Linked DNA regions of Homo sapiens: region 1 is linked to region 2. The links are chromatin contacts, found by Hi-C or POLR2A ChIA-PET in ENCODE. All regions are on one chromosome and are shown on one strand. Each heading gives the region's core, a stretch centred on a gene start or an enhancer-like site at or near the end of the contact. The rest is flanking DNA. Distances are from core to core; before and after follow the strand shown.

Region 1 (5,291 bases), core at 1,567-4,066, 180 kb after region 2:
GAGCTGTCTGTGATATTGACCAAGGGCCCTTCTTGGAAACCTCCTTGTGGCCAGGCCCAGAAATAGGATGGCAGGAGAAGCCGCCAGACCTCCTAGGCATGGGCTCCCTTTCAGAATCCTCCAAGCTGGTGAGGACGGCGGGAAGGCAGAGTACAGGGCAGACAGTGATGCCCGCCTGGAGCCAGGCCGGGGATCAGCCTAGGCGCAAGCCACGCATCCACATGGGTTCCTCTGCATTGAGAACTGCCGACAGGACGTCCTCGGAGTCCCAAGCAATTGTCTGGTTTGTGATGGACCCATCTTTCATTTCTTGATTATTCAGTAGCTTCGTGTCCTAGAAACCAAGAGGACCATTTCTATAAAAGAGGTTGGTTGAATAAAGACAGCGTGAGAATAGAGGAGCTCCTATTCCCGAAGTCAGCTGCCTGTTCTGCTTTCAGGCCCAGCAAACACCCCAGCCAGAGGAACTGGGGCCCTTTGCCCCTTCATGGTGTTCGCAGCCCCTCATCACCCGCTCCCCTGGAAGGCCTGCTGAAATGCAGATGTCCATAAGGTCTCCCACACACCCAGTTTCAGCAGCTCTAGCTTGGGTCTAGGATAGTCACTCAACAAACACGTATTGAGCAGCCACCATCTTCCAGGAGCCCTGCTGAAGTGGCAGCGGATAAGGCAGGTGGCTCCCTGCTTTCATAGAGCTTCTGTCTAGAGAAAGGTGCCCAAGCTGTAGGTGCCTCAGAATCGCCTGAGGTGCTTGTTAACACAGAAGGCTGGTCACAGCCCCGGAGTTCCCAACCAGCAGGTGTCTGGGGTGGGACCTGAGAATTTGCTTGTTTCAGAAGTTTCCAGACAAGGCTGAGGCTGCTGGTCTAGGAGCCACATTTTGAAAACCACTGGCCCAGCCAATCCCCACAGGAACAGGACCTAGGGCAGTGATATTTCAGGAGAAAAGACTGGTGATTCAGAAAAACACAAGGGTGGCCAGGCACGGTGGCTCACACCTGTAATCCCAGTACTTTGGGAGGCCGAGGCGGGTGGATCACCTGAGGTCAGGAGTTTGAGACCAGCCTGGCCAACATGGTGAAACCCCGTCTCTACTAAAAGTACAAAAATTAGCCGGGCGCGGTGGCAGGCGCCTGTAATCCCAGCTACTCAGGAGGCTAAGGCAAGAGAATCACTTGAACCCAGAAGGCGGAGGTTGCAGTGAGCTGAGATCACACCACTGCACTCCAGCCTGGGTGACAGAGTGAGACCCTGACTCAGAAAAAAAAAAAAACCAACAACAAAAACCCAAAAAACCCCCAAGCATGCATGAGAGGTCAGCAGCCCATGGTCCGCAGACCCCGAGCACATCAGAGCCTCAAGGCTCCACCTGAAAAGCTGCTACAATGGAATGACCTCTGCAATTCTTTCCAGGTCTCACTTCTGGAGGACGGGTGAATTGGGAGCAAAGGCAGGGAGGCTGGCAGAGGTTTCTGGAAGTCAGTGGGGCAGGGCCAGCGCTAGAGAAGAGGAGGCTTTGAGGCTTGTCTTGGCTTAGGCCTTCTCCTCCTCCTGGGCACCACCCTGAACTGACCCTACCCCCCCAGACACTGCTGCGGCCTGGCTGCCCTGGGGAGGGCAGGCCAGGGCCAGCAAGACCTGGGAGCCTCTGCGGCCCACGACACCTACAGTTTTAGAATCTGGAGAGCAGATGCCTCTGGCTTGCTAAGCAACTCATGAAACAAACAGCTTGCTTCAGGGCTTTCTTTTTTGAAGCTGACTTTGTTGTTTGGGTGGGGAGATGTGTGTATAGATAAGCTTCTCAAAGTGATGACATCACAAGAATAATAAAAATGCCACATTGCACCCTGTGTCTTTCACCTCCCAGGCACGTTTTCAAAACTAATCATAGGTCAATTCCCCTTCTTGCCAGCTCCAGGGACCTGCAGAGATGGGAGGCGCTGCTGAAAACCCTCTAAGGGGGGCAGCGCCGCCTTACCTCTCAGAGCTGCATTTCCCTCTCTTAGAAAAGGGACGAGCTAGGTGGATTTTAAAGTTCCTGCCAGTTCCCAATTATTTACCCAGAACTGATTTTAACTGAGTGTTTGACCAAAGCTTTGGTCCATGAGCCTTCCATTGCCGGGGTGTTTATTTTACATAAAATTTATCTGGATACTCACACGTAGAAGTTTTTCTTTTGGTATGGAAAGGGGTCAGAAGATTCTCCAGGTTTTGAGGGGCCCTGAAGCTTACACAATTTGCAAGAGTGTCTCCTTCAGGAAAATAATACAGAATTACTGATCATAATTCGGTGCTGGGTCCTGGTAGAGGCCCAGGCTGTAATGTGTCCAGAGGCACAAGGCTCAGCTCCACACTCTACCCTCTTTCGTTGTGATTAAAGGTCCACAGGCGTCCTGGGCAAATATCAGTTTCTTGAGTCTCAGAGACCCTTGAGACTGTCACAGGCTTGAGTTGGCACTTTGCAAACCTGAGTGTCTCCCGCGCCCATCCTGCCCTGGCCCATGTTTTGGCCGTGACACTGTGTTGCCAGGCAACCATCTATCCTATAGGAATTCACACTCATTCTTCCAGCAGACACATTTAATTTCAGGCCCAGAGTGCTTGGTGACGCGGGGTGACACCAGCCTGCGCCCTCACAGAAATAGCCTGAAGGACTGAGTCAAAAGTAGCTGGGGGAACTGATCCCCACATTTGATCTTCTTCCCCTAAAATAGCTTGGTCCTGTTTATGGGGCTGCTCTGAGAGGGGACGTGGGCGTGGGGCTGTGCTCACAGCTTCCTCCCTCCTGCTGGGTGCTTGCTTTTCTGTGGCCATCAGGAGAGACATCCGTAGTGACTCAGGGCCCTGGACATGATGTAACACCCCTGGCTCCCAGGGTGGTGGGGAATGCGTGACTGCCTTGGAATTCCAGGCGGGACCCTTGGTGCCTGCCTGCCAGTTCTTGACTAAGGTCAGGTGCGGCTGAGAGCTGCGCTCACCAGCCTTGGGGTGGAGGCTGGGAGGGTGTCCTGGCCCCGAGCCAGACCTCCCACTGACAACAGGCCCAGTCCTGAGCCCCGTGGGGACACCCTTCCATCCCATTCTCTAGAGCAGTGGTTCTCAGCCTCGGCTCCATGCTGGAACCACCTAGGGTGCTTTAAAATATCCTGATTCTGATGTAACCGTGAGATTCTAGTGTGCAGCCAAGGTTGAGAGCCAAGGGACTCCTGCCCAGCGTCCCCTCCCTGACCAGCTGCTGAGCTTTTCCCTTTTGGCAAGCGTCTCAGGGGCCCTGGGCACCCTCTGGGCTCTGACATTCCTCTCCTGGCTTGAGCAGAGCTGCCTGTCCTGCAGGAGCCAACAGTCCTCAGGCTCCAAGACCCTCGGCCAGGCATCAGGTCTTAGCCCTGTGCTCTGCCCAGGGCCCTTCCAGGGTGCTGGGGAAGACGTAAGATCTCGAGAGGCCGTGGGATGCTAGAACAGGGCTGCGGTGGGAGAAGGTGCTGGCCGATGAGAATGGAGGTGACCTGCTTGTTGGGTTTTGAAAATATAATGAAGTCAGTGTGTGTATCAGTAAAAATAGAGCTCTAAGCCCCTAAACAAGCAAACACAGGCTATCCACTAAAATAAGATTTTATAATTTGTTCATTGGTCAGTTTATATTTATTTTTGTTTTTAATTGCGGTAAAAAGCACATAATATAAAATTTACCTTCATAACCATTTTTAAGTGTTCAGTTCAGTGGTGTTAACTTTGTTCACCTTGCCATGTGACAAATCTCCAGAACTTTCTCATCTCACCAGAACTTTCTCATCTCACCAAACTGAAACTCTGTTCCCATTAAACAACTCCTCTTCCCTACCCCCCGGTCCCTGGCAACCACCATTTGACTTTCTGGTTTCATGACTTTTTTTTTTTGAGACAGAGTCTTGCTCTGTCGCCCTGGCTGGAGTGCAGTGGCTCGATCTCCGCTCACTGCAACCTCCACCTACCAGGTTCAAGCGATTCTTGTGCCTCAGCCTCCCGAGTAGTTGGGACTACAAGTATGTGCCAGCCCACCCAGCTAATTTTTGTATTTTTCGTAGAGACAGGGTTTTACCATGTTGGCCAAGCTGGTCTCGAACTCCTGACCTCAAGTGATCCACCCGTCTGGGCCTCCCAAAGTGTTGGAATTACGGGCGTGAGCCACTGCGCCCAGCCTGTTTCCATGATTTCGACTTCTCTAGATACATCGTAAAAGTGGGATCATACAGTATTTATCCTTTTGTGACTGACTTATTTTACTCAGCATAATGTCCTCAAGGTTCATCCATGTTGTAGCTCATGAAAGGATTTCCTTCTCTTTTTTAAGGCTGAATAGTATTCCATCGTGTAGATAGGCCGCATTTTTTTTACCCGTTCATTTGCGGAGGGTCATTTGGTTGCTTCCACCCCTTGGCTGTGGTGGACAGTGCAGCTGTCAACACTGGTGTGCAGAAATGTCGTCAAGACCCTGCTTTCAGTTCTTTTGAGCACATACCCACAAATGGGATTGCTGGATCATATGGTAATTCTATGTGGAGGTTTTTGAGGCACCACCGTACTATGTTCCACAGCGGCTGCACCATTTTACCTACCCCCAGCAGTGCACAGGGGTTCCAATTTCTCCGTCCTCATCAACATTTTTTATTTTCTCTATTTTAAAAAAATAGTAGCCAGCCTAATAGGTGTGAGGTGCTAGCTCATTGTCATTTTGATTTGCATTCCTTAATGATTAGTGACATCAAGCATCTCTGTTCTTTTTTTCTGAGACAGGGTATTACTCTGTTGCCCAAGCTGGAGTGCAGTGGCTCGATTTCAGCTCACTGCAGCCTCCGCCTCCTGGGTTCAAGCAATTCTACCGCCTCAGCCTCCTGAGTAGCTGAGACTACAGGCGCCCGCCACCACACCCAGCTAATTGTATTTTTAATAAAGACGGGGTTTTGCCACGTTGGCCAGGCTGGTCTCAAACTCCTGTCCTCAAGCGACCTGCCTGGCTCAGCCTCCCACAGTGCTGGGATTATAGGAGTGAGCCACCACATCCTGCCTTTTTTCTTTTCTTTTCTTTCTTTCTTTCTTTTTTTTTTTTTAAGACAAGGTCTTGCTCTGTCACCCAGGCTGGAGTACAGTGGTGTGATGATGGCTCACTGCAGCCTTGACCTCTTGGGTTCAAGCGAACCTCCCACCCCAGCCTCCCAACTAGCTGGGACTACAAGCACATACCACCATGCCCGGCTAATTTTTGTATTTTTAATAGAGACAGCGTTTTGCCATGTTGCCCAGGCTGGTCTTGA
Region 2 (4,867 bases), core at 206-2,705:
TTATATGCCTGTAGTCCCAGCTACTCAGGAAGCTGAGGTGGAAGGATCACTTGAGCCTAAGAGGTCGAGGCTGCAGTGAGCCTTAATCGCACCACTGCACTGCAGCCTGGGCAACAAAGCGAGACCCTGTCTCAAAAAAAAAAAAAAAAATGAAAAAAGAAAAGAAAATTATTCCGCTAAGTAAAACTGGGGCAGGGCAAGGGACTTCCGGAACACTGTGAACACTTTTTACCCAAAGAGTCAACTCATTTTTATTATTATTTATTTTCAGTGAGAAAGTTTATTTCTCTGCTCTCTTTGTTCTGTGTATTCTGGTATGCTTTTTGAAAACTTCTCTAATTCACAGACTAGATGTCCACTCTCTATCTTCTCTATCGTTTTTCTTTTTGTTTCTAGTCTATTTATCTTTGTATTCAGCTTTCTGGTCTATTTATCTATTCTGCTCTCTAGGTGGTTTCCAAGTTTATCTTCTGCATTACTTTTTCTGCATTATCCATTCTATCCTTTACTGCCTCCAATTCATTTTGATTTTGCTGTTGGATTTCTAGTTTCCATTGGCTCTCTCCTAATCCCAGTTCCTGTCTCACACTTCATTTCAGCCTGAGAGTTGCTTAGCTAATCACAATCCCTTCCTTCGAATGCCTATTCACACATCATAGAATCTATATTGTCATTCTCCTTACATACAAGCCCACATGTTTTGCACTTGAGTTTTTCATTTTATTTATATCTGGTTGATTGTCATTAATATGTTCAGAGTTACACATTTCCATTAAGTTTTCACGACACTGCTCCTTTATTCTGCCAGGCAGGATTTTTGTGTAGATGCCATATTGCTCTGCGCCTCCCTCAATCCTGAATGAGATCACCCCTGTCTGGTCTTTTGTGTTTGCTGTGCGCATCAGCCTTGGACTAGCTTGGTGTCTGCTTAGGCAGAGTCTCCCTCTCAGACCTAAAGCTGGAGGGTGGCTTCATGAGCTCATCTCAAATCCAATTTCCAATATTTAGCAGGCATTCAATCTCCTAGTAACCTTTGCTAGCCCAAAACAGAATGCTCTCTTGATGCCATGGATGATCAGGAAGAAACTGAGTCAAGAGCTAGTTCTTTGATCAGATGCAATCTATTTTTTAAAACTTCAGTTCCTTGTACACACTGCCTCCAAGTTTTTTCCTGCCCCAGAGGGCTTTGCCTGAGAGCACCATCCCTTAAAGGACACAGCATTTCACCCAGTCTCCTCCTGCCCCTGCACTGCCCCGAATCTCCAAGGCCTGGAATAAGGGTGGTGCAGATGGGAGCTGCCTTAATACACAGGCACAGGGCTTTGCTAGTACTGACAGATACTGTCTACCAGCCAGAGACAGATAGAGGAAGGGGCTGAAGCCTCAAGCTACCCCCTGTCTTTGGTCTTCTGGGTCCCCTGGGCAACCAGAATTTGTTGGTGACAGCACTTTAGTTAATGATGTCACCTCCTGAGTCTGGGAGGAGTCTGCTGGGGAACTGTTATCTTCCTTCTCAGTGTTGCTGTGGGACTTTGTTCTTTGATGTGTGCCTTCATGGGTATTTTTAGGGAATATAAGGAAATGACAAGCTGGGGGTTGATAGAGGGGCACCATTTTAACACCCGAGTTAGCACTTGATAAAGGCCTAGAGTTGTGGTTCAGAGCCATGGTTGCACGTTAGAATCAGCTGGGGAGCTGCCAAAAATTACCAGTGTCTGAGCCCCACCCTGACCAGTTACACAAGACTTTCCGGGGTGGGGTCCCAACATCAGCAGCCTCAGAGTTCCTCCAGGTGACTCCAATGTACAACCAGGGCAAGAGCGTTTAACCCAGAGCAGAGAAGGGGCTTAATTTTTCATTCAAGTTCTAGTACTGTGTGGCCTTAGTCATGTCTTTTAATATCTTTGTGCCTTAGTTGTCCCCATTTTAAAATGAGAATGGTAATGCCCACTCTTGCTCAGATCACATAAGAATATTGTGGGATAAACAAAGGTTCATGAGAATGAAACCACCAAAAGATGTGTGACTTCAAGCCCAGTAGTGCAGGGTCCTTGGCAGGCCCTGGGGTGGCAGGCAATGTAATTCATTCATTCACAAAGACCCTGAACAGCTAGGACCCCCTGTGAACACTGCCTGCTCCAGGCTCTGGACTAGGGAGAAGAGACAAAGCTGTCAAAGATGCTGGGCACGCACTACTTGCGGGGTCCCTGGAGTCTCTTGTGGTCCCTTTTCACCCTGGGTGAAAGATAAACAGCAGAACTCTACAATCATACCCAGGTGGACAATTCAGTGAGAAAGGAGTGGGGAGGCAGGAGGCCTGAGGGGTCAATATGAGGCCCATGAGGTCTGCAGGCATGGCTGCACTTACAAGGGACCGTGTGGACAAATGGCTTCGTGGAAAGTACAGACTTGGAGAGTGACTAAGCGTGGGCTCTGATGCACTACTTTCCAATTTAAAAACACCATAAGAGCTGCTCTTGCCACAAAAACAAACAAAACAAAAATGGGTAACTGTGAGATGATGGATATGTTGTTTGCTTCACTATAGTAACCTTTTTACTGCCTATATGTATCCCATTGCATCATGTTGTATACCTTAAATATACACAAAAACATTTTTTGAAAAATAAAAAACACCATAAGGAGAAAAAATGTTTGGTCTCCAGAGCAGGCTGACGTCAGTTTGAATCCCAGCCCTGCCACTGGCTCATAGTCATGGGCAAGTTACACAACTTCTCTATCCTCAGATTCTCCATCTATAAAATGGGGCAGTAATAGGACCTGCCTTATAGGACCATTGTGATAACTATGTAAAATACCACAATTAATATCCTTGGCTCAGTGTCTGGCTCACAAATAGCAGCTGCTGCTGTTACTGTTTTACATATAAATATAGATATCAAAATAGTTATAGATACACACACAAGTATATACTTTTTTGTAACTGATGAAACTCAGGTCATTATAAGCTGTGGCCTAGGCTCATCCAAAGCTGGCACTGCAGGGCTTCTCAGCCAGCCCCTGACCTGCCACCTGAGGAGACCAAGGCCCACCCTCTAGATTGCACCTTCATCACTCACAAGGGACAGATGTTAACCAAGTCATCTCTGAGGGCCTTCCATCTCTGGAGATGCTGAGATTCTGGTGCCAAGGATGCTTGGCTGAAGTCAGCAGTGGTGTGGGGGACTGGGCTGTGGGAATGCTCTGAGTCACATTCTACAACCTGTCTTCCCATGTTCTATTTTGGTGGTGACACAGTCACCCAGACCAAGAATCTTGGCGTCATCTTGGAGTCTCCCCTTTCCATCAACCCTTACAACCCACCACTTAGCAAGTACTATTGACCTTCACAATGTCTCTTGTGTCACTCCTGTATTGGTCAGCTATTGAGGCTGAACAAACAACCATAAAAATCTCAGTGGCACGCAGCAGTAAGCGTGCATGTAGATGGTGTGTGTGCAGGTTGGTTGGGGGTCACCTGACCTAGGCTAGACTTAGGTGAGGCCCTGTCGCATATGTTGCCCACCTTCTCCCTGGGACCATCAGGCTAGCCCAGAGAGAGTCTTCTTAGGATGACAGAAGAAACATGAAAGTCAACATAAATATTTAACGCCTCACATCAGAATTGGCACACCATCACTCCTGCCTCATTCTATTGGCCAAAGCAAGACATATGGCCAAAACCAAAGACAAGAGGTAGGGGAAATATCTTTCTGAATATTATTTAAGCTACCCCAGATTCTTATCTTTCAGCTCTCAGAGCGCTGAGGTTTTAATTTCATCCTGCCTGGATGCTTGCAGTGGCCTCCTGTGTGGTCTCCACACCTTAGCTATATTAACCTTTCTGTTGAGCACTGGTATGACTGTGGTATTTCATGGCCCCATCCCCAAAACCTTCCCTAGCGACCATCCCATGGAACCCAGCTCCTTGGTTTTTTATACTTTCTTCTCTTGTATCACAGTGATGAATGAATATGTCTTATCTTAGCTCCTAGTGCAGAGCCTGTCACACAATGGGGCAATAATATTTTTAAGGAGGATGAATGAATGAATGAACGAATGAATGCCTAGGCCCCTCGAGGGACGGGCTGTAGCTGTGTAGCCCAGTGCTGGGGCGCTAGCCCACATGGTCCTCTGTTGCCACTGCTGATGATGTGTGGGTGGGCAGTGTTCTGGTTACCCCCAGTCCACCACGCAGAGGGCATGACTTGGGGGTTAGCAAAGGGAGACGGTTTAGCCACAGGGAGTTAAGTGGAAAAGTGCTGAGTCTGGGGAGGGTGTCACCTCCCGTTCTACCTCATCCTCCCACATCAGCATTGCTGTCAGTGAAGGAGGATGACCAGCAGGTCTGGGCAATGCCTAGAGGCAAGGAAGCTGTGTCCCCAACCTGGGGACACCTGAAGAAGAGGTGTTATGGCCCCAGGTCAGGGTGGTCCCAGCCACAGAGAGTGCAATCACGCACCCCCATCCTCATTTAAAACATGGGGTTTGCCTGCTGCCCAGGAGCAGCCCCAAGACAACAGATGCTCTGCACAGCAGGGTGGCACCCAGGCCCCTCCCCAGCCCCGGGAGGCTGACGCGGTCTCTCATGCCTCCACAGAAGGACTTCACGGTGCGCGAGGAGCTGCAGCAGCAGGACGTGGAGCGCTGGCTGGGCTTCATCACCTTCCTGTGCGAGGTCTTCGGCACCATGCGCAGCAGCACAGGCGAGCCCTTCCGTGTGCTCGTGTGCCCCATCTACACCTGCCTCAGGGAGGTAAGAGACCTGCCGCCTGTGCCCCCTGCACAGCCAGACAGCACCAGGTCTGGAATGCGTCTCAGATAACTGGGACAAAGCTGTGAGGGTAGGCTCACTTAGAAAGGGACC

What was found. Hi-C counts contacts between places; a loop is a spot of excess contacts on that map. ChIA-PET counts read pairs that join two places held with the same protein, here RNA polymerase II (POLR2A). Pooled maps may share reads with other maps.
Region 1: a pooled map shows a loop between it and region 2 (2.1-fold over the local background). The contact joins two enhancer-like sites. A Hi-C loop is called at or near these places in 4 of 50 pooled maps. POLR2A ChIA-PET finds 5 or more read pairs at or near these places in 3 of 52 experiments (GM12878 and activated CD4-positive, alpha-beta T cell).

The regions. Positions count from the first base shown.
Region 1 is chr18:48,995,460-49,000,750 of GRCh38, forward strand. No RefSeq gene overlaps it. Among named protein-coding and RNA genes, the nearest start is that of DYM-AS1, 26 kb to the right of the region's middle. RefSeq lists enhancers at 1-699, 1,057-1,755 and a silencer at 4,661-4,850. Within about 2 kb of position 2,817, at least 24 of the 41 ENCODE cell types and tissues checked have a DNase peak (open chromatin) inside an H3K27ac peak, as active enhancers do.
Region 2 is chr18:48,812,621-48,817,487 of GRCh38, forward strand. CTIF (cap binding complex dependent translation initiation factor) reads left to right here. Exons shown (of 12, transcript NM_014772.3): 10 at 4,601-4,756. Among named protein-coding and RNA genes, the nearest start is that of CTIF-AS1, 27 kb to the right of the region's middle. RefSeq lists an enhancer at 1,552-1,711. Within about 2 kb of position 1,456, at least 11 of the 41 ENCODE cell types and tissues checked have a DNase peak (open chromatin) inside an H3K27ac peak, as active enhancers do.